Regions from separate parts of the Homo sapiens genome. Here region 1 is linked to region 2. The links are chromatin loops, found by intact Hi-C in ENCODE. Cell type or tissue: heart left ventricle. All regions are shown on one strand. Each heading gives the region's core, and the rest is flanking DNA. Links, peaks and the distances in the headings are about the cores only.

Region 1 (9,579 bases), core at 4,768-7,267, 530 kb after region 2:
ACTTAACCCTACAGAGAGAGGGAGCCTCGGCCGGGCGCGGTGGCTCACGCCTGTAATCCCAGCACTTTGGAAGGCCGAGGTGGGCGGATCACGAGGTCAGGAGATCGAGACCATCCTGGCTAACACAGTGAAACCCCATCTCTAGTAAAAATACAAAAAAAAAAAATTAGCCGGGAGTGGTGGCGGGTGCCTGTAGTCCCAGCTACTCGGGAAGCTGAGGCAGGAGAATGGTGTGAACCCGGGAGGTGGAGCTTGCAGTGAGCCAAGGTCGCCCCACTGCACTCCAGCCTGGGCGACAGAGGAGACTCCATCTCAAAGAGAGAGGGAGACTCCAGAAGGCTCTTAAAGAGTGGCTTTGGGGGTGGGATTTGCAGACACCCTGATGGGCATTTTTTTCTTTCTTTTGGTTGTAGGTGGGGACTTTCGGCAACCCCCAGGTCACGATTCTTCAGCCCACAGCTCTCACATGGTGACATGTTCCTAGGATATGGGGATAACTCCTATGGAGTCATCCAATATTCTACAGAACTCTGGGATAGTCCTAGTGCAATATGTTTTGTCTTAGAATGAAGAGTTTGGGGGTTGGGAGTGGGAATGGAGATAAGAAAGGTTTTCCTTTTCATTTATAGCCTCCACTATGGCTTAAAATTTTGATTGCGTACCTGTGTAACTTTTATCTTAAAAAATACATAAGTACATAAAATTATTATAGGCCTTTTCTCTCTCTCTTTTTTTCCAGCTTTTATTTTAGACTCAAGGGTTACATGCATGGGTTTGTTACATGGGTAAGTTACGTGGTCACAGATAATTTTGTCACCCAGGTAATCAGTATAGTACTTGATAGGTAGTTCTTCAATCCTCACCATCCTTCCACCCTCCACCCTCAAATAGGCCCCTGTGTCTATTGCTCCCTTTTTTTTTTTTTTGAGACAGAGTTTCACTCGTTTCCCAGGCTGAAGAGTGCAATGGTGCGATCTTGGCTCACCACAACCTCTGCCTCCCGGGTTCAAGTGATTCTCCTGCCTCAGCCTCCCGAGTAGCTGGGATTACAGGCATGTGCCACCACGCCTGGCCAATTTTGTATTTTTAGTGGAGATGGGGTTTCTCCATGTTGGTCAGGCTGGTCTCGAACTTCCGACCTCAGGTGATCTGCCTGCCTCGGCCTCCCAAAGTGCTGGGATTACAGGCATGAGCCACTGTGCCTGGCCTTATTGCTCCTTTCTTTGAGTCCATGTGTACTTGATGTTTAGCTCCCACTTGTATGTGAGAACATGTGGCATTTGGTTTTCTGTTCCTGTGTTAATTTGCTTAGGATAATGGCCTGCAGCTCCACCCATGTGCTGCAAAGGCCATGATCTCATTTTTAAAAAAATACCTGTATAGCATTCCATGGTGTGTATGTACCACATTCTTTTAATCCAGCCTACCATTGATGGGCATTTATGTTGATTTCATGTCTTTGCTGTTGTGAATAGTGCTGTAATGAACATACATGTACTTGTGTCTTTATGGTAGAACCATTTATATTCCTTTGGGTATATACCCAGTAATGAGATTGCTGGATCAAATGATAGTTCTATTTTAAGTTCTTTGAGAAATCTCCAGACTGCTTTTCACAGTGGCTGAACTAATTTACATTCCCACCAGCAGTGTATAAGCATTCCTTTTTCTCTACAACCTTGCCAGCATCTGTTATTTTTTGACTTTTTACTAATAGCCATTCAACTGGTGTGAGATAGTATCTCGTTGTGGTTTTGATTTGCGTTTCTCTCATGATTAGTGATATTGAGCATTTTTTCTTATATGCTTGTTGGCTGCGTGAGTGTCTTTTTATGAGAAGTATCTGTTCATGTCCATTTTTTAATGGGGTTGATTTTCGCCTGTTTATTTGAGTTCCTTATAGATTCTTGATATTAGACCTTTGTCAAATGTATAGTTTGCAAATATTTCTCCCATTCTGTAGGTTGTCTGTTTACTCTGTTGACAGTTTATTTGTTTATTTTTTTGAGACAGAGTTTTGCTCTTTCACCCAGGCTGGAGTGAAATGGTGCGATATCTGCTCACTGCAACCTCCACCTCCCGGGTTCAAGCGATTCTCCTGCCTCAGCCTCCTGAGTAGCTGGGATTACAGGCACCTGTCACCATGCCTGGCTAATTTTTGTATTTTTAGTAGAGACAGGGTTACACCATGTTGGCCAGGCTAGTCTCAAACTCCTGACCTCAGGTGATCCACCCTCCTCGGCCTCCCAAAGTGCTGGGATTACAGGCATGAGCCATTGTGCCCAGTGATTCATTCTATTCTTTTCTTTTCCTCTTTCTTTCTTCCTTCCTTTCTTTCTCTTTCTTCTTTCTTTTCTTTTCTTTTCTTTCTTTCTTCCTTCCTTCCTTTCCTTCCTTCCTTCCTTCCCTCTTTTCTTTTCTTTCTTTTTTCCTTTCTTTTCTCTCTCTCTCTCTTTCACTCTCTCCTGTTGAGACGGAGTCTCGCTCTGTTGCCCAGGCTGGAGTGCAGTGGTGCGGTCTCTGCTCACTGCAACCTTCGCCTCCCGGGTTCGAGCAATTCTCTTGCCTCAGCTTCCTGAGTAGCTGGGATTACAGGCAGGCACCCCATGCCTGGCCAATTTTTGTATTTTTAGTAGAGATGGGGTTTCACAATGTTGGTCAGGCTGGTCTTGAACTCCTGACCCTGTGATCCGCCCGCCTCGGCTTCCCAAAGTGGTGGGATTATAGGCGTGAGCCACTGCGCCCGGCTGATAGTTTCTTTTGCTTTTCAGAGACTGTTTAGTTTAATTAGGTCCCACTTGTCAATTTTTTTTTTTTTTTGTTACTGTTTTTGGAGGCTTCATAATGAAGTCTTTGCCTGGGTCAATGTCCAGAATGTTATTTCCTAGATTTTCTTCCTGGGTTTTTATAGTTTTAAGTTTTACATTTAAGTCTTTAATCCATCTTGAGTTGATTTTTGTACATGGTGTAAGGAAAGGGTCCAGTTTCAATCTTCTGCATATGGCTAGCCAGTTATCCCAGCACTATTTATCGAATAGAGAGACCTTTTCCTGTTCCTTGTTTTTGTCAGTTTTGTCAAAGATCAGATAGTTGTAGATGTGTGGCTTTATTTCTGTGTTCTCTAACTGTTCCATTGGTCTATGTGTGTTTTTGTATCAGTACCATGTGGTTTTGGTTACTGTATCCTTATAGCATAGTTTAAAGTTGGGTAGTGTGATGCCTCCAGCTATGTTCATTTTGCTTGGGATTGTTTTGGCTATTCAGGCCCTTTTTTGGTTCCAAATGAATTTTAGAATGTTTCTTTTTCTAATTCTGTGAAAAATGTCATTGGTAGTTTGATAGGAATATCATTGAATCTGTAGATAGCTTTGGACAGTATGTCTATTTTAACAATATTGATTCTTCCTATTCATGAACATGGAATGTTTTTCCATTTGTTTGTGTTATCTCTGAGTTTTTTCAGCAGTGTTTTATAATTCTCCCTGTAGAGATCTCTCACCTCTCTGGTTAGCTATATTCCTAGGTACCTTATTTTTGTGTGTGGCTATTGTGAATGGGATTGCAGTCTTGATTTGGCTCTCAGCTTGGATGCTATTGGTGTATAGAAGTGCTACTGATTTTTGTACATTAATTTTGTATCCTGAAACTTTGCTGAAATTGTTTATCAGATCAATGAACCTTTGGGCAGAGACTATGGGGTTTTCAAGGTATAGAATCGAATTGTCTGGGCCAGGTGCAGTGGCTCATGCCTGTAATCCCAGCACTTTGGAAGGCTGAGGCAGGTGGATCACCTAAGGTTAGCAGTTCAAGACCAGCCTGGCCAACATGGTGAAACTCCATCTCTACTAAAAATAGAAAAATATTAGCCGGGCGTGGCGGTGCTCACCTATAATCCCAGCTACTTGGGAGGCCGAGGCAGGAGAATTGCTTGAACCCGGGAGGCGGAGGTTGCGGTGAGCCGAGATCACACCATTGCACAGCCTGGGCAACAAAAGTAAAACTCTGTCTCTTAAAAAAAGCAAAGAAAAGAAAAGAAAAGAAAAAAATCATATTGTCTGCAAAGAGAGAGAGTTTTTCTTCCTCTTTTCCTATTTGGATTAGGCCTTTTTTTTTTTTTTTTTTTTTTTTGGAGACAGAGTCTCACTCTCTTACCCAGGCTGGTGTGCAAAGTGGTGCGATCTTGGCTCACTGCAACCTCTGCCTCCTGGGTTCAAGCGATTGTCCTGTCTCAGCCTCCTGAGTAGCTAGGATTACAGGCACCCGCCACCACGCCCGGCTAATTTTTGTATTTTTAATAGAGACGAGGTTTCTTCATGTTGGTCAGGCTGGTCTCGAACTCCTGACCTCAGGTGATCCGCCTGCCTTGGCCTCCCAAAGTGCTAGGATTACAGGTGTGAGGCACCGTGCCTGGCCAAGAAGTACGATTTTTGCAAAAAAAAAAAATTCATATAAGAACATGTCCTGGCTAAAAAAAACTAAAGAAATAAAGAATAAAAATAATTTTTAAAAGTCTTTTTTGTTTTTTAAAGCAACCAATTTGCTCCATAGTTATTATGTGAGAGATCTTTAGAATTGTGGATGGCTGGGAAACTACTCATTTGCCACTCATCAAGTAGATTGGTTTTGCTTTTGATTTCTTGGTGATTTCTTGAAAAATGTATCTGCCCTCCCCCCAGCCCCGCCCCGCAAATTCATATGTTGAAGCCCTTAATGGCCCAGAACTTCAGAATGTGACTGTAGATTGTATTTGGAGATAGGGCCTTTAAAGAAGTCATTAAGTTAAAACAGTCTTTAGGGTGGGCCCTAATTCAGTATTACTGGTATCTTTATAAGAAGTGGGGATTAGGACCCAGCCAACACGGGCTGAAGGACAGCCATGTGAGGACACAGTGGAAAGGTGGCTATCTGCAAGACTGGGCATGGTGGCTTACACCTGAAATCCCAGCACTTTGAGAGGCCGAGGTGAGAGGATTGCTTGAGCCCAGGAGTTCAAGACCAGCCTGTGCAATGTGGTGAAACCCTGTCTCTACAAAACAATACAAAAAATTAGCCAGGCATGGTGGCGTGCACCTGTAATCTCAGCTACTCGGGAGGCTGAGGTAGGAGAATTGCTTGAATCCAGGAGGTGGAGGTTGCAGTGAGCTGAGATCCAGCCACTGCACTCCAGTCTGGGCAACAGAGAAGACACTGTCTCAAAAAAAAAAAAAAAAAAAAAAAAGAGAAAAGAAAAAGATGGCCATTTGCAAACCAAGAAGAGAGGCCTCAAGAGAAAATAACTCTCCAACAAAACACTTTGGGCTTCTGTTAAGCCCCCAAGTTTGTTATGGCAGCCCCAGCAAACTAATACATTTGGTTTTTTTTTTTTTTTCTTTTTGAGATGGAGTCTTGCTCTGTCGCCCAGGCTGGAGTGCAGTGGCGCGATCTTGGCTCACTGCAAGCTCCGCCTCCCGGGTTCATGCCATTCTCCTGCCTCAGCCTCCCGAGTAGCTGGGACTACACGCGTCCGCCACCACGCCCGGCTAATTTTTTGTATTTTTAGTAGAGACGGGGTTTCACCGTGTTAGCCAGGATGGTCTGGATCTTCTGACCTCGTGATCCGCCCGCCTCGGCCTCCCAAAGTGCTGGGATTACAGGCGTGAGCCACCACGCCCGGCCACATTTGGGTTTTGTATGACTTGCTTCATTCAGGCCAAAGATAAATTGAGGAACATATATATATATTTGTATTGGACATTTGCTTGGATCCAAAATATGGCAAAATCAAGTCTGTTTATCTAGCGGGAACTTAGCCATTGACTACTTGAGGACTGTTTCTCTTCAAACCTTTGGGGACAGTGACATCTAGTGGTAGTTTCTTTTATATACCCTTTTCAGTTCTCTTCTGGCCGTACATTAGAATCACTTGAGGGGATGGGAAAAACAAAACAAAACAAAAAACAAAAGGCCTTGCGCGGTGGCTCAAGCCTGTAATCCTAGCACTTTGGGAGGCCGAGGCGGATGGATTGCCTGAGCTCAGGAGATCGAGACTAGCCTGGGCAACACAGTGAAACCCCATCTCTACTAAAAAAAAACAAACAAAAAACAAAAAGAAAATTAGCCGGGCGTGCGCCTGTAATCCCAGCTGCTCGGGAGGCTGAGGCAGGAGAATCACTTGAACCAGGGAGGCGGAGGTTGCAGTGAGCCAGGATCGCGCCACTGCACTCCAGCCTGGGTGACAGAGGGAGACGCTGTCTCAAAAAAAAAAAAAAAAAAAAAAAAAAAAAAAAAAAAAAAAAGGCCAATGCCTAGGCTTTACCTAGCCAATTATGCCAGAATCTCTGGGAATGGGAACCAGTCATCAGTATTTAAAAGGGCTTTCTACATTAGTCCAAAGTGTACCCAAGGTTGAGAAGCACAGATTCTTAATGAAAGCAACTCTGGATTGTAAAAATATGAGCTCATATTATGTTGCCATTTCTCACAATATGAAAAAGTTTGTTAACTTCTGCACTTATTTATTGTCCCTCTGCCTCCAAAGAAGGTAAAATACATGAGGGAGGGAGCACGGTCTGGTTAGCTTTTGGATGCCAAGAGCCTGGAACAGTGCTGCACAGTCTGGGCTCATAATAGCTTTTGTGAAATGAATGAATGAAAAATAGAGCATGGGACCAGGCGCCCGGTGGCTCACGCCTGTAATCCCAGCACTTTGGGAGGCCGGGGCGGGAGGATCACCTGAGGTCAGGAGTTCGAGACCAGCCTGGCCAATGTGGTTAAACCCCGTCTCTACTAAAAATACAAAAATTAGTTGGGCGTGGTGGTGGGTGCCCATAATCCCAGCTACTCAGGAGGCTGAGGCAGGACAATCGCTTGAACCCGGGAGGCAGAGGTTGTAGTGAGCCGAGATCGTGCCATTGCACTCCAGCCTGGGCAACAAGAGCTAAAAACTCTGTCTCAGAAAAGAAAAAGAAAAAGAAAAAGAAAAATAGAGCATGCTGTCAGGTTGCATTAATCTGGAATATGGCTGTCATGTGAAACAGCAGTCTCACTGTGAAGTTTAGGACATGTTATATTTGGTTCAATTGAAAGTAACTTATGGAATCTTATAGGATTCCAAATGTCTGAAACAGACGTTTCTTGGTCTGTCATACAACTTTGGTTGACTTCTTGGCATCTTTATGCCTCTGATCCTAGGAGAGGATTTTCTGAGTTTCAATATAGCAGCAGGTTCTCAATGTCTACTAAGTGTTCTAGTTAAAAAGAAATGTTAAACTATTAGCTTTTCTTCTGTGCTTTTCTCCCCATTGTCTTGAGGCTTAGAAAGTTCTATATTATTACAAAACCAGTGAAATACACACTTACAACATTTCTAGTTTTAAAACTACTTCTTTTTTATATTTTATGGCCTAAAATAACTGGGATTAAATTTTCTGCGTATGGTGCATAGTGAGTATTGAACTTTCTATTCTTTTCTTAACCCTGAGAGTCCATCTTCCCCACATGACTTGCGGATACTCCATGACTTTGCTCATTTGTGATGCACACTTTTTCCCGCAGTAAGTCTTTTTATATACTAATGTGAGAGGTGTTAGAATGGGACTTTTCCTGGCAAAGTGTGTGGAAAACAATTCCTCACTTGCAGACTCTCAAGGGAAATCTCTGGGGAACTGCTCCCTGACTTTTGGACATCCTTAAAAACAGAGATGAGAGAAAGAAAAAGAACAAGCCTTGGTGAAGAGGTTTCTTTGGAGAGAGTTGTTGCTGTGCTCTTGGGCCCCCAACTTCCCTTTTCAGGGAGGAGTGGGAAGTGCTCATTCTAACTCCAGGCTTGAGACCGCTGGGGGAATTTCAAAAAGTGGTTTCCACAGGAAAGACATGGAGCAGCCAGCTTGGGCGACAGAGTGAGACTTCGTCTCAAAAAAAACAAAAACAAAACAAAACAAAAAAAGTGTGTGCCAAATATTATATTGACAGGACATCCTTATTTTGAAGTCAAGACTGTGTTTGGGATTTACAGTGACGTAAGAATTGTCTCTGACCTAGAAGTGGGCAAAAAAAAACAAAAAAACAAAAAAACTGATGACATTTTCCTCTGAGGAACAGGCTGATATCTTTGTAAGTAAAAATGAAAGGGTTGAGAGATAGAGCAAATGAGCTGTTTTGGTCACTATAATCAGGTGTCTTGCTTATTCAATGTACTGATTGCATTAGGACTGCTTTCAGGGCTCCTCTCATCATCACGGTTCCCTCTCCAAATGCTCTAGATGTGGTTTGTCTTAATAGTTGAATGGTTGAATAGTTGAATGGTTGAAAATAACAGAGCCCTCCTTAAAGCAGGTTAAACAGAAAAGAGAATTTACTGTAAGGTTACATAGGTGGCTATAAGAGTAGGCATTCAATTTTTTGTCTTTTTTTTTTTTTTTTTTTTTTAGATGGAGTCTCACTCTGATGTCCAGGCTGGAGTGCAGTGGTGCAATCTCGGCTCACTGCAACATCCGCCTCCTGGGTTCAAGCGATTCTCCTACCTTAGCCTCTCGAGTAGCTGGGATTACAGGCACCTGCCACAATGCCCAGCTAATTTTTGTAATTTTAGTAGAGACGGGGTTTTACCATGTTGGCCAAGCTGGTCTCGAGCTCCTGACCTCAGGTGATCCACCCACCTCAGCCTCCCAAAGTGTTGGGATTATAGGCGTGAGCCACCACGCCTGGACTAATATGAGTTAGAAGTAAATGAACTAATTCAGGGATAGACACTTAATGTGAACTCAAGCCAGGAAGTAAGGAGCTTTCCCCTGACAACAGTGATTGAGATAGGAAAGGGGACAGGTTTAGGTTAGCACAATTAGTACGAAGTCAGGCCTTTGCTCAGTGACTGTGGGAGAAGAAACTCTTTGTCTGGTCAGTATACATAGCTGTGAGGTCTGGAGCTGTAGCAACCACTTGGTATCTTGAACAAAGCTAGATTTGAGATGATGCTGACACAGGAGAGAAGGCAATTGATGAAAGAAATGCAGAGCCAGAGCCCTGATCCAGCCACTCCTGAACCCATCACTACATTAAACTTCCCAAGTATAGCAGTGGTTCCCACTGGGGGCAATTTAGCTCCTGAAGGGATATTTGGCAATATCTGGAGACATTTTTGGTTGCTACAACTGGATGGGTGCTCCTGGCACCCAATGGATAGAGACCAAGGATGCTGCTAAATCCCCTATAGTATATAAGAGAGCACTCTTTCCTTTGCAACATAGAATTATCTGGCCCAAAATGTCTGTATTGCTGAGGTTGAGAGACTCTGACCTAGAGATTTGATTAGATCTAAGTTCTTTTTTGGGCAAGGATGCTTTGTAGGCACTGTGTACTTGCTTTTACGTCACAACAGGCTTGTTCTCTTGGCTTTTCTGGATTTCTGTACCTGCCATTGCTCCCCTCTCTCAGTGCCTGGTGAGCCCCTCCCTAGCCTCTCTCACAAGCCCAGTGGGCTGCCTTCTCCTTGTAAACTCTCCACACCCTGGCTCTTCTCACTATGGCATTTGCTGGGCATTTTGGGGCTCGTTGGTGTGTGTTTGGCCCCCACTGGGCTGGAGATCCTGGGAAGGCAGGGAC
Region 2 (9,579 bases), core at 2,781-5,280:
GATTATAGGCAAGAGCCACAGTACCCAGCCTTGAAAACCATTTTTAAAAGCTGTCTAATACGTGGGGGGAGAAAACTGTATAGATTAACAATATAAATGATAACTTGGAATAAATGAGAAATCAAAGCAGGCATATCACGAAACTCATTTTGGGGTTGTAAATTCTTTGGGCACAAAACCATACTCCATCTTTGTCCATTTGTTGCTGTTCTTTCTTTTATGTGTATGGTGTTTTATAGCAGAATCTCTTTCTGCCTGCCATCTACTGCGGCTGGTCCCTACCCTGGGGTGGGTGGAACAGGTTCTAGAGAAAGGGAAATGACTGGGGGGCTGGGATGGCACCCCAGAAGGCATCTGCCCCAGGCCTTAAAATTCTCTGGATTCTAGTTATTCACATGCTTCTTTTCTCCATTCTTGTAGGCTGCTAGCAAGTTTAGGCAGGCCCTACCTAGCATACCCATCCCTGTGTGCTCCCCCAACCTCAGCCTAGCTAATGAACCAGGTAAGCGTCTGACTCAAAGGAAGCCAATTAAACTTCTGTTGGAATTTGCCTTTTAGACCCAGAGATGCTGGGTGGCCTCTGGCCGCTGACCTCCTGATTGCCATCCCTCCCCCATCACCACAACTCAATAATCAAACCAGCAACTGAGGAGTTACTCTACACTCTTCTTTACCTCCCAACCACCCCGTTCCAGCTGCTAATCATCATGCTGATTCTACCTGTAAAATACAGCTCGATTTGTTTGGTTTTCTCCATCTCCACAGCTGGCACCCTCTCTACGTCTCTGCCATCTGTCACCTAGACAACACAGCATCTTCCAAATGAGTGCCTCTATTTCCAGGGTGATCTTAAAACAGAAATCAGATTTTCACCCCTGCTGAATATCCTTCAGGGTCTCTTCTCTGCACCCAGCTGGAATCCAAACACTGGTCCAGGAAGCCCCGCCTGCCTCTCCTGCCTCACCCAGATGGCTCTACCCTTTGCCCACCTCACTTCAGCCACAGTGGCCTCACCTAAGTGCCTCCACATTTGGTATCTATTCATTCTCTAGCCAGTGCACCTCAGAATGCCTGGAATTCAGCTGGGCATGGTGGCCCATTCCTGTAATTCCAGCACTTTGTGAGGCCAAGGTGGGTGGATCACTTGAGGTCAGGAGTTCGAGACCAGCCTGACCAACATGGGGAACCCCCGTCTCTACCGAAAATACAAAAATTAGTTGGGCATAGTGGTGCGTGCCTGTAATCCCAGCCACTCTGGAGGCCGAGGTAGGAGAATTGCTTGAACCTGGAGGTGGAGGTTGCAGTGAGCCAAGATTGTGCCACTGCACTCCAGCCTGGGCGACACAGCAAGATTCTGTCTCAAACAAACAAACAAACAAATAAAAAGAATGCCTGGAATTCCTGTCCTTTCCCATCACTTGTTGTCTCTTTCTCATCTTTCCAGCCTCAGCTTAAATGTCACCTCCTCAGGGGAGCCTTCCCTGGTCACATGATCTTTAATAGGTCATCCATGTTTTTCTTCCCTCAGCACCTCATTTGTTTCCTTCCCAGTACTTAATGTAATAGATCATTATTCTTTGTGTATTTAAGTGTCTCCCCATGGTGGGTGCAGTGGCTCATGCCTGTAATCCCAGTACTTTGGGAGGCTGAGGCAGGAGGATTACTTGTGTCCAGGAGTTTGAGACCAGCCTGGGCAACATAGTGAGATCCTGTCTCTATAAAAAAAATTACAAATTAGCCAAGTGTGGTGGTGCAGACCTGTAGTCCCAGTTACTCGGGAGGCTAAGGCGGGAGGATCACTTGAGCCTGGGAGGTCGAGGCTAAAGTGAGCTGAGATGGTGCCACTGAACTCCAGCTTGGGTGTCAGAGTGAGACCCTAAAAAAGAAAAAGTTAAATTAAATAATTGTTTCCCCAACTACACTATAATCTCCATCTTGGGAACTACACCATCTTGTTGGCCATCATGTTGTATCCTCTTGGGGGAATAAGGACAAGCTTCAAAGAAAGAGATGGCATTTGGGAAGAAGGTGCTGAATTTTCTCCTTCTTCCAGTTAGCACTGCTGCATCTTGATTCTGTTCTGGGGGAACCACCCTTTGCCTATTTCAGTCATGGGGTTTGGCTTGAAATGACCCACCCTTGGCACCAAGAAAGTCTCTTATTAGTTTAGGCAGATTACAACTGAGGCCAAAAATAATCAAGATGTTTGCTGGGGCCAGGCACAGTGGCTCACGCCTGTAATCCCAGCACTTCGAGAGGCTGAGACGGGCAGATCACTTGAGGTCAGGAGTTCAAAACCAGCCTGGCCAACATGGTGAAATCCCATCTCTACTAATAATAGAAAAAATCAGCTGGGCGTGGTGGCGTGCACCTGTAATCCCAGCTACTCAGGAGACTGAGGCCGGAAAATGGCTTGAACCCGGAGGGGGAGGTTGCAGAGAGCTGAGATCACACCACTGCACTCCAGCCTGGATGACAGGGCGAGGCTCCGTCTCAAAAAAATAAAATAAAATAAAAAAGAATTTAAAAGTTGTTTGCCGGGCAAGAAGCATACTCTCTTTCCTGTTAAAATGGCCAAAAGAGAACCTCTTTCTCCCGCCTTTCTACCACTGAGCAGTGTAGTATGAAGATGTGTGATTCGGGATTGCTATATCAGTCAAGGTCCCAGCAGGAAGCAGATGGCACACTCAAACTGGACAATTTGAGGAGCAGTTAGTAAGTGGACTGTTGGCGGTGCACACCTGTAATCCCAGCTACTTAGGAGGCTGAGGCGGGAGGATCTCTTGAACCCAGGAGTTCGAGGCCACAGTGAACTATGATCTCCAGCCTGGGTGACAGAGTGAGACCCTATCTCTATTTAAAAAAAAAAAAAAACATGGACAGTTTGCAAAAGTGTGAGCATGTGTAGGGAAAACTTAAGGAATAATGAAATATCTTGGGGCCATTACCACCCTAGGCCTACAGAGGGTGGTTGCTGGAATGCAGAGATAGAGATATGGAGACTGTCACCTCATAGATGAGGGATGAAGGCAGCCTGTGCTGTGCACCATGGAAGACAGAGATTTAATTAATAGCCCAGCCATCCGTGGAGCCCATGCTGGTGCTCCTCACTGGCCAAACCCAAGTGGAAGACAGAAGGCAAGGAAGCCCGCAAATCTAAGCCAGGTCATCCTCCAAGGGCACTGAGCAGGGAGGAGAAGAATAGAGACGTTAAGAAGCAGAAGGAAGATACGGAGCACACCTACCTGCTAGGGGAGGACTGAAAGAGCCACTAGGGGTTCTGAACGCAAGCCGACACAGCAAAAGGCAGAAGACAAAAATGGAGTAAAACCAAGTCACCTGTGGTGCTGTCCAAGCTGCTGAACAGACGTCACCTGAAGCTAACTAGATACCTCGATATTTCTCAGTATAGGAGCCATTAGATTCCCTTTATTGTCCGGGTGTTACTTGAAACATAAAGAGCCCTCACAGATGTAACGAGTTCTTCGAGTATTACTGAGGTTTCAATAAGCAGAAATGGAGAAATCACTTTCCAGAAACAGGGAACAGAACAAGCAAAAGGCAAGGTGAAAATGAGGGGCATTTTTGGGGATCCGTGAGTAGGCAGTTGACTGGAGCCTATGGGCCAGGTAGAAAAGTATTAGGAGAAGATTCCAGAAAGGTAAGTGGGGTCTCATAGACTGGAAGTCCCAGAACTGAAAGTCAAGGAGTTGGGAGCTCATGCAACTGGCAATGGAGAACCACCAAAAGGTGAACTGTTATGCTTGTGATTATTTTCTTCATGGTTTCTTTGGGGTCCTGGGAGTGTGTGGTGGCTGTTATGTGTAACTGTGATTAACTTTACATCGTGAAAAGTCAGTCACCAAAAGGCAGAAGAGGCTAGATGGGACTCGCCTGCAGAACTGGACCGAGGGCTCTGCGGCTGCCACCGAATCTGCTCCAGGATCCTGCCCAGTCTCCTCCCACGCAGGGTAAACCATTTCCACTTACTACGGACTCCACCTTGTGGTCATGCTTGAGAACTGCACCACTGCCTCCGCAGTCCTTACCCACAAGGGCAACAGGATCACCACCCTCTCTTTCCTTGTCCCTATCATACCTTTAGGTCTCTTAAAAAAAAATGAAAGCAGCAGTGTACAGAAAGAAGTATAAAGGAAAAATTATTTCAAAGTTAAAATTAAAAAAATAAAAGCATACCAAGATAAAGTCCATTTCGTGAGATTTCATGCATCTTAAACAAATGGATCTCAAACCAAATATATTCTTTAACCCTCTGTACATCCTCTTCTATTAGTATTATCTGTTTTCATTAATTTCTTCAAAGTCCCAATGGGCCAGGCGGTTAAAGACATTTTCACACTTATGGCCGGGCACTGTGGGAGGCCAAGGGGGGAGGATCGCTTGAGGCCAGGAGTTCAAGACCAGCATGGCCAACATGGTGAAACCCCGTCTCTACTAAAAATTCAGAAATCATCTGGGCGTGGTAGTGCTTTCCTGTAGTGCCAGCTATTTGGGAGGCTGAGGCAGGGGAATTGCTTGAATCCGGGAGGTGGAGGCTGCAGTGAGCCGAGATCATGCTACTGCACTGCAGCCTGGGCGACAGAGCGAGACTCTGTCTCAAAAAAAAAAAAAAATTCACATTTAATCCTTACAGTTCTTTGGTAGGCATAAACGCTACTATCCTCATTTCACAAATAAGGAAATCTAGGCATATGCGCTCAGAGAGTTTTAACAACCTGCCCAAGGCCATGCAGCTAATTAGTTGGGACAGTTGGAATTTGAACTTGGTCAGTTAGATCCAAAACACAGGCATTTACCACCAAGCCACATTGCCTCTTAGTTGATAGGATTTTCATCTACTCGATTTTCAACTGGAAATTAGTAAGGGGATCTTGATTGTTGCCTCCCCTTCACTTCTTCACCCATATGCAGAGATGGGTTATTGATAGCACCTCCTGAATGATAGGGGATTTTATCCCTTTCTCTCTCCCCATGGCCATAATCTCAGTCTGGCCCTTCCTCGCATTTCATATGAAATATTGCAACTGCTTCCCATGAGGTTTCCAGTGTTTCCCCCATCCCACTCCACTGAAGAGAGGGTTCTAGTTTTAAAATCCAAACCTGAAAAGACTCAATCAGTTTAGGCCATACATGTGGCATTTAAGCCACATGTATCAAGATGCTTAAAAATGTCTATACCCTTTCAATCAGTAGTTCTACTTCTGTGAATCTATCTTTAAAAAAAAAATTCCTGTATATAAAAAAGTTATATGTACAAAGATGGTCAGGCAGTATTATTGATGTAGTATAGCTATTCCTTATAAAATTTTTAAATTTCCATTACGAGGCTGGGAATGGTAGCTCCCATCTGTAATCCCAGGCCTGTGGGAGGCCAAGGAGGGAGGACTGCTTGAGGCCAGAAGTCTAAGATCAACCTGGGCAACATAGTAAGACCCCATGTCTAAAAAAAAAAAAAAATTAAATTAAATTAAATTATAATAGCCAGGCATGGTGGCATACACCTGTAGTCCTAAGCTAAGGCAGAAGGATCGCTTGAGCCCAGGAGTTTGAAGCTGCAGTGAGCTATCATCATGCCACTGCACTCCAGCCTGGGACAGAGCAAGACCCCCTCTCTAAACAAAACAAATAATAAGGCCGGGAGTGGTGGCTCATGCCTGTAATCCCAGCACTTTGGGAGGCCGAGGCGGATGGATCACAAGGTCAGGAGTTTGAGACCAGCCTGGCCAACATGGTGAAACCCCGTCTCTACTAAAAACACAAAAATTAGCCAGGCGTGGTGGCGCGCACCTGTAATCCCAGCTACTCAGAAGGCTGATGCAGGAGAATTGCTTGAACCCAGGCGGCAGAGGCTGCAGTGAGCAGAGATCGCACCACTGCACTCCAGCCTGGGCAACAGACCGAGACTCTGCCTCAAAAAAAAGGAAAAAAGAAAAACAAATAATAATAATAATAAATTTAAACCAACTTAATTTCTACTCCAAACCCAACAGGATTTTCTACTTCAGGCCATCCTTCAAGGTCCTAGGAAGACCCTGCAGTTATAGATCATTACTGGTCACTGTCAAGGCCACCAGGGCCCAATTTATCTGGTTCCCTCAGTTCTAACAGCCCACTAGCTTTCACGCCACCCTTGGGACATATGGATATTTGGTGAGGCTGGGAGCCCTGTAACTGTTCCTCTCTGAGATCTGACCACTCCCCTGGGGTGTTGTCAGAGGGCAGAGCACAGGTCCCAGCTATTGCAGGACCCTGGACCCCTCCCCTGGCTTGGAGCAATCTTTTACCCTGGGGGAAATCCACCACTGCCTGCTAGGGTTTCCGTCAGAGCTGCTTCCTGTCTCCTCTCCCTCCAGTACACTGTACACTCAGACACATCAGGGGACTTAGGCTTTTGAAAACAAAGCCAGGAAAAGAAGTGTTTTGCAGGCAATTTCTGCCTTCAGCCTGCCAGCTCCTGAGGAAAGTAAAACGAAGCCTGCCTGAGGAGGAAAAGTGGGGAAATACAAGAGGAAATTCCACATTTGTAGCTCAAAAAGTTATCCTACCTCAAGATGCTTAACAATGAGACAATGTCATAAGATGTGAATGTTGGACATGAAGTCTGTGGGTTGCACATAGATGTTGATGCAGCCTGCACCATACAGTTGGAAAATCTAATTCACTTCACCTACTCATTCCAGATGCAAGTTTCCAAAGTTCTGGTGAAAACGGCTGAAGGAATAGTGTTACAGCAACTGCCCTTGGCTTTTCCAGCTTTACACTTCCATGCCTATGGAAATCTCTTCCCTGTCTGTAGCTTTAAGCATTACATCTATATGATCGACCATCCCATCTTCATCTCCATCCCTGACTTCCTAACTTGAGCTCCATGTCTCCAACAAGAGAAAAGGCAGGGCCGGGCGCGGTGCTCATGCCTGTAATCCCAGCACTTTGGGAGGCCGAGGCTGGCAGATCACGAGGTCAGGAGATTGAGACCATCCTGGCTAACACGGTGAAACCCAGCCTCTACTAAAAATACAAAAAATTAGCTGGGTGTAGTGGTGCTCACCTGTAGTCTCAGCTACTCGGGAGGCTGAGGCAGGAGAATCACTTAAACCCTGTAGGTGGAGATTGCAGTGAACCGAGAACATGCCACTGCTCTCCAGCCTCGGTGACAGAGCAAGACTCCGTCTCAAAAAATAAAAATTAAAAAAAGACAAAAGGCAGCACCATCTGGGAATCTTACTTTCACTTTCATGCCCCAAATCAACTCATTGTCTTTACCCCAAATCAGCTTCCTCTGCAGATGTCTCATTCCATCAGTGAGGCAGGAGGGTAAGGTCCCAGCCAAGTTCTTTCCTCTACACTGCTGTTAGAAATGCTTGTTCCCCAGTGCCACGAAGAAACAGCACTCAAACATAAATTTAATTTTCTCAGCAAGGCAATTTTTACTTCTATAGAAGAGTGTAACTCGCGAATGGAGTAATGGCAACAGCACACCTGGACAGGGAAGGGCAAGGAGTTCTTATTCCTGAGGCAGGTAGCCCCTACTGCTGTGTTGTTTCCCTATTGGCTAGGGTTGGACCGCACAGTCTAAGCTAATTCCAACTGGCTATTTTAAAGAGAGCAAAGGTATGAGCCAGAGTGGCAGGGTGAGTAGTGTGGCAGGAAGGACGGTTAGGAACAGGTAACTAAAGGTGACTTAGGTCACAGCAGGTGACCAGGATGAGTCAGGATGGAGCAGGTGACCAGGGGAACAGATGTGAACTACTGATTAGGACTCGCGAGAAAGTTGTTTACTGAAACTAGAAGCAAAGGGGTGAAGAGAACCAGGAAGTTAAACTTTAAAATGGAGAATCAAAGAATAAGAGAACTGAACATACTGACATACTGATTCTTTGAAGAGAAACTTGGGGTCTACTATATTTAACAATCCCCCTTCTTGAATTTTTATAGTTCTTTCTCTTCAAACTTCCTTAACATGTCTTGGCTTAGCTGTTCTGTTTGATTCTCTAAAAGAAAAAGCTTCTCTGAATAAGGTGGAGGAGAATTAAGGGAGGTTTTAGTAAGTGCTGCCTGTATGAGTTTGTACACCAGCCCACAGATGCATGGTATGACACAACACCCAACAAGAATGAGTACACCTACTACGGCTGCGAGAGAAGTAAGAATCGAGGCTATGATTCCTTTCCATTTACCAAACCATTTTTCTAGCCACCTTGTAAAGGGATCATTTACCCCTGGGTTTTTGGCTAACTCACTAGACAGAGCGGTTAGACCTTGCAATGCCTTTGTTATACGTCCATCAGGGGCGGTGGTGTTTGGGATGAAGGTACAACCTTGAGTTTTAATCATGACGCAAACTCCTCTTTCTGCTAATACCGTGTCTAAGGCTCTTCTATTTTCCCAAGCCATCTGGCTAGTAGCCCCTAATCGCTCACCTATTCCTTTAACAGCATCTCTAATGTAGTTAATAAACCGCTGTTGGTTGTAATAAATGTAATTTACCTAATCTATGTTCTTATTAATTGTCACCCATCAAAATATTGACTTAAATTCTGCAGCTATTTGATCTCGGGCTTTAAATTCATCTGGTACTCCTCGTGGAGGTCTAATAGCATTTATATAAACATGGGAGTCAAAGGACCCATGTGAGGCACTTCTTTTTTTTACGCTTTTCTCTTTTTTTTTTTCTTCGTGTTGACGGAATGCTAGGGTAAAAGGGATGGCCAGTTGGACTAGGGCACAAGTGCTGCTCTAATTACTTGGCAGAGCAGAGTACCCAGCAATAGTTCCTTGCAATACCACCACACATCTGCTTGGAGATGAACAAGGGCAGACTGATTGGTAAGCTCTTGAAAAGGCTTGGTTTCACTGCACCCTGTTAAGTCTTCAAGGAATGCTAACTCCCCCCCCACCCCCCGCAGAGAAAGGCACGAGGTGAAGTTAACATCAGGGGCTGGTGGCAGCATGGCCCTCGGGGGCTGACCCACAGGGCTCTTAACCTCAGTGAACCGCAGAGAAAGAGTCTTGCATGACTCATCGCCCCAGGCTGTGGGGTTGTGGAAGAGAGCTACCATACAGCTCATGCCCAGTCCATGAGAGGACCACCCAACTGGAAAGCGGACAAGCTGGGTCTCTGGCCTGCCTGTCGCATAAGAGTTAACAGTCGCTTTTGTTAAGCGTGCGAACAGAATATTTAATCCATTCCAGCCAAGCATTTGCGTCCTGATACTCTGTTTCAGTTGCTACAGTTTGTTTTAAATCTTTAACCTCTACAACTACTTTGGTTTCATCATTGGGTAGATAACAAGAGGTTTGGTTAGCAGAGAAGTTAGGAGAGGGAGAAGGGGGTGCAGGAGGTGACAAGGCAATGAAGTGCATTTCAAAGGATCCTGAGACTTCTGCTCCTATGCCATAGAAGAACTCTGGGGAGCAGGGATGGTCATCTGTCCTCAGTTACATTGGTCTAGCTGACAATGGGGAGGGGTAACTCCTTTAGTAAAATGAATATATGGTTTTAAGAAACTGCAAGTACTAGTTGGGGCAGCCGATCCTTGCTCTTTAATATTTTATAGA

What was found. Hi-C counts contacts between places; a loop is a spot of excess contacts. Peaks named below come from ENCODE experiments on the same cell type or tissue, not always from the same donor. Only the 100,000 strongest peaks of a DNase experiment are listed, where the experiment ranks them.
Region 1: it touches region 2 in a loop (8-fold over the local background); 12 of 110 quality-filtered maps call a loop at or near these places.

Annotation. Positions count from the first base shown.
Region 1 is chr2:65,567,479-65,577,057 of GRCh38, forward strand. No RefSeq gene overlaps it. Among named protein-coding and RNA genes, the nearest start is that of LINC03050, 30 kb to the right of the region's middle. RefSeq lists enhancers at 8,952-9,579, 9,371-9,579. In heart left ventricle, for the core only: a CTCF peak has its summit at 5,852 (motif pointing left); no DNase peak of the experiment used is centred there; H3K4me3 peaks cover 464 bases; H3K27ac peaks cover 201 bases.
Region 2 is chr2:65,036,845-65,046,423 of GRCh38, forward strand. The region is part of intron 2 of LINC02576 (long intergenic non-protein coding RNA 2576); the gene reads left to right. Among named protein-coding and RNA genes, the nearest start is that of LINC02576, 11 kb to the left of the region's middle. RefSeq lists an enhancer at 3,768-3,857. In heart left ventricle, for the core only: a CTCF peak has its summit at 4,023 (motif pointing left); a DNase peak (open chromatin) is centred at 3,977; H3K4me3 peaks cover 339 bases.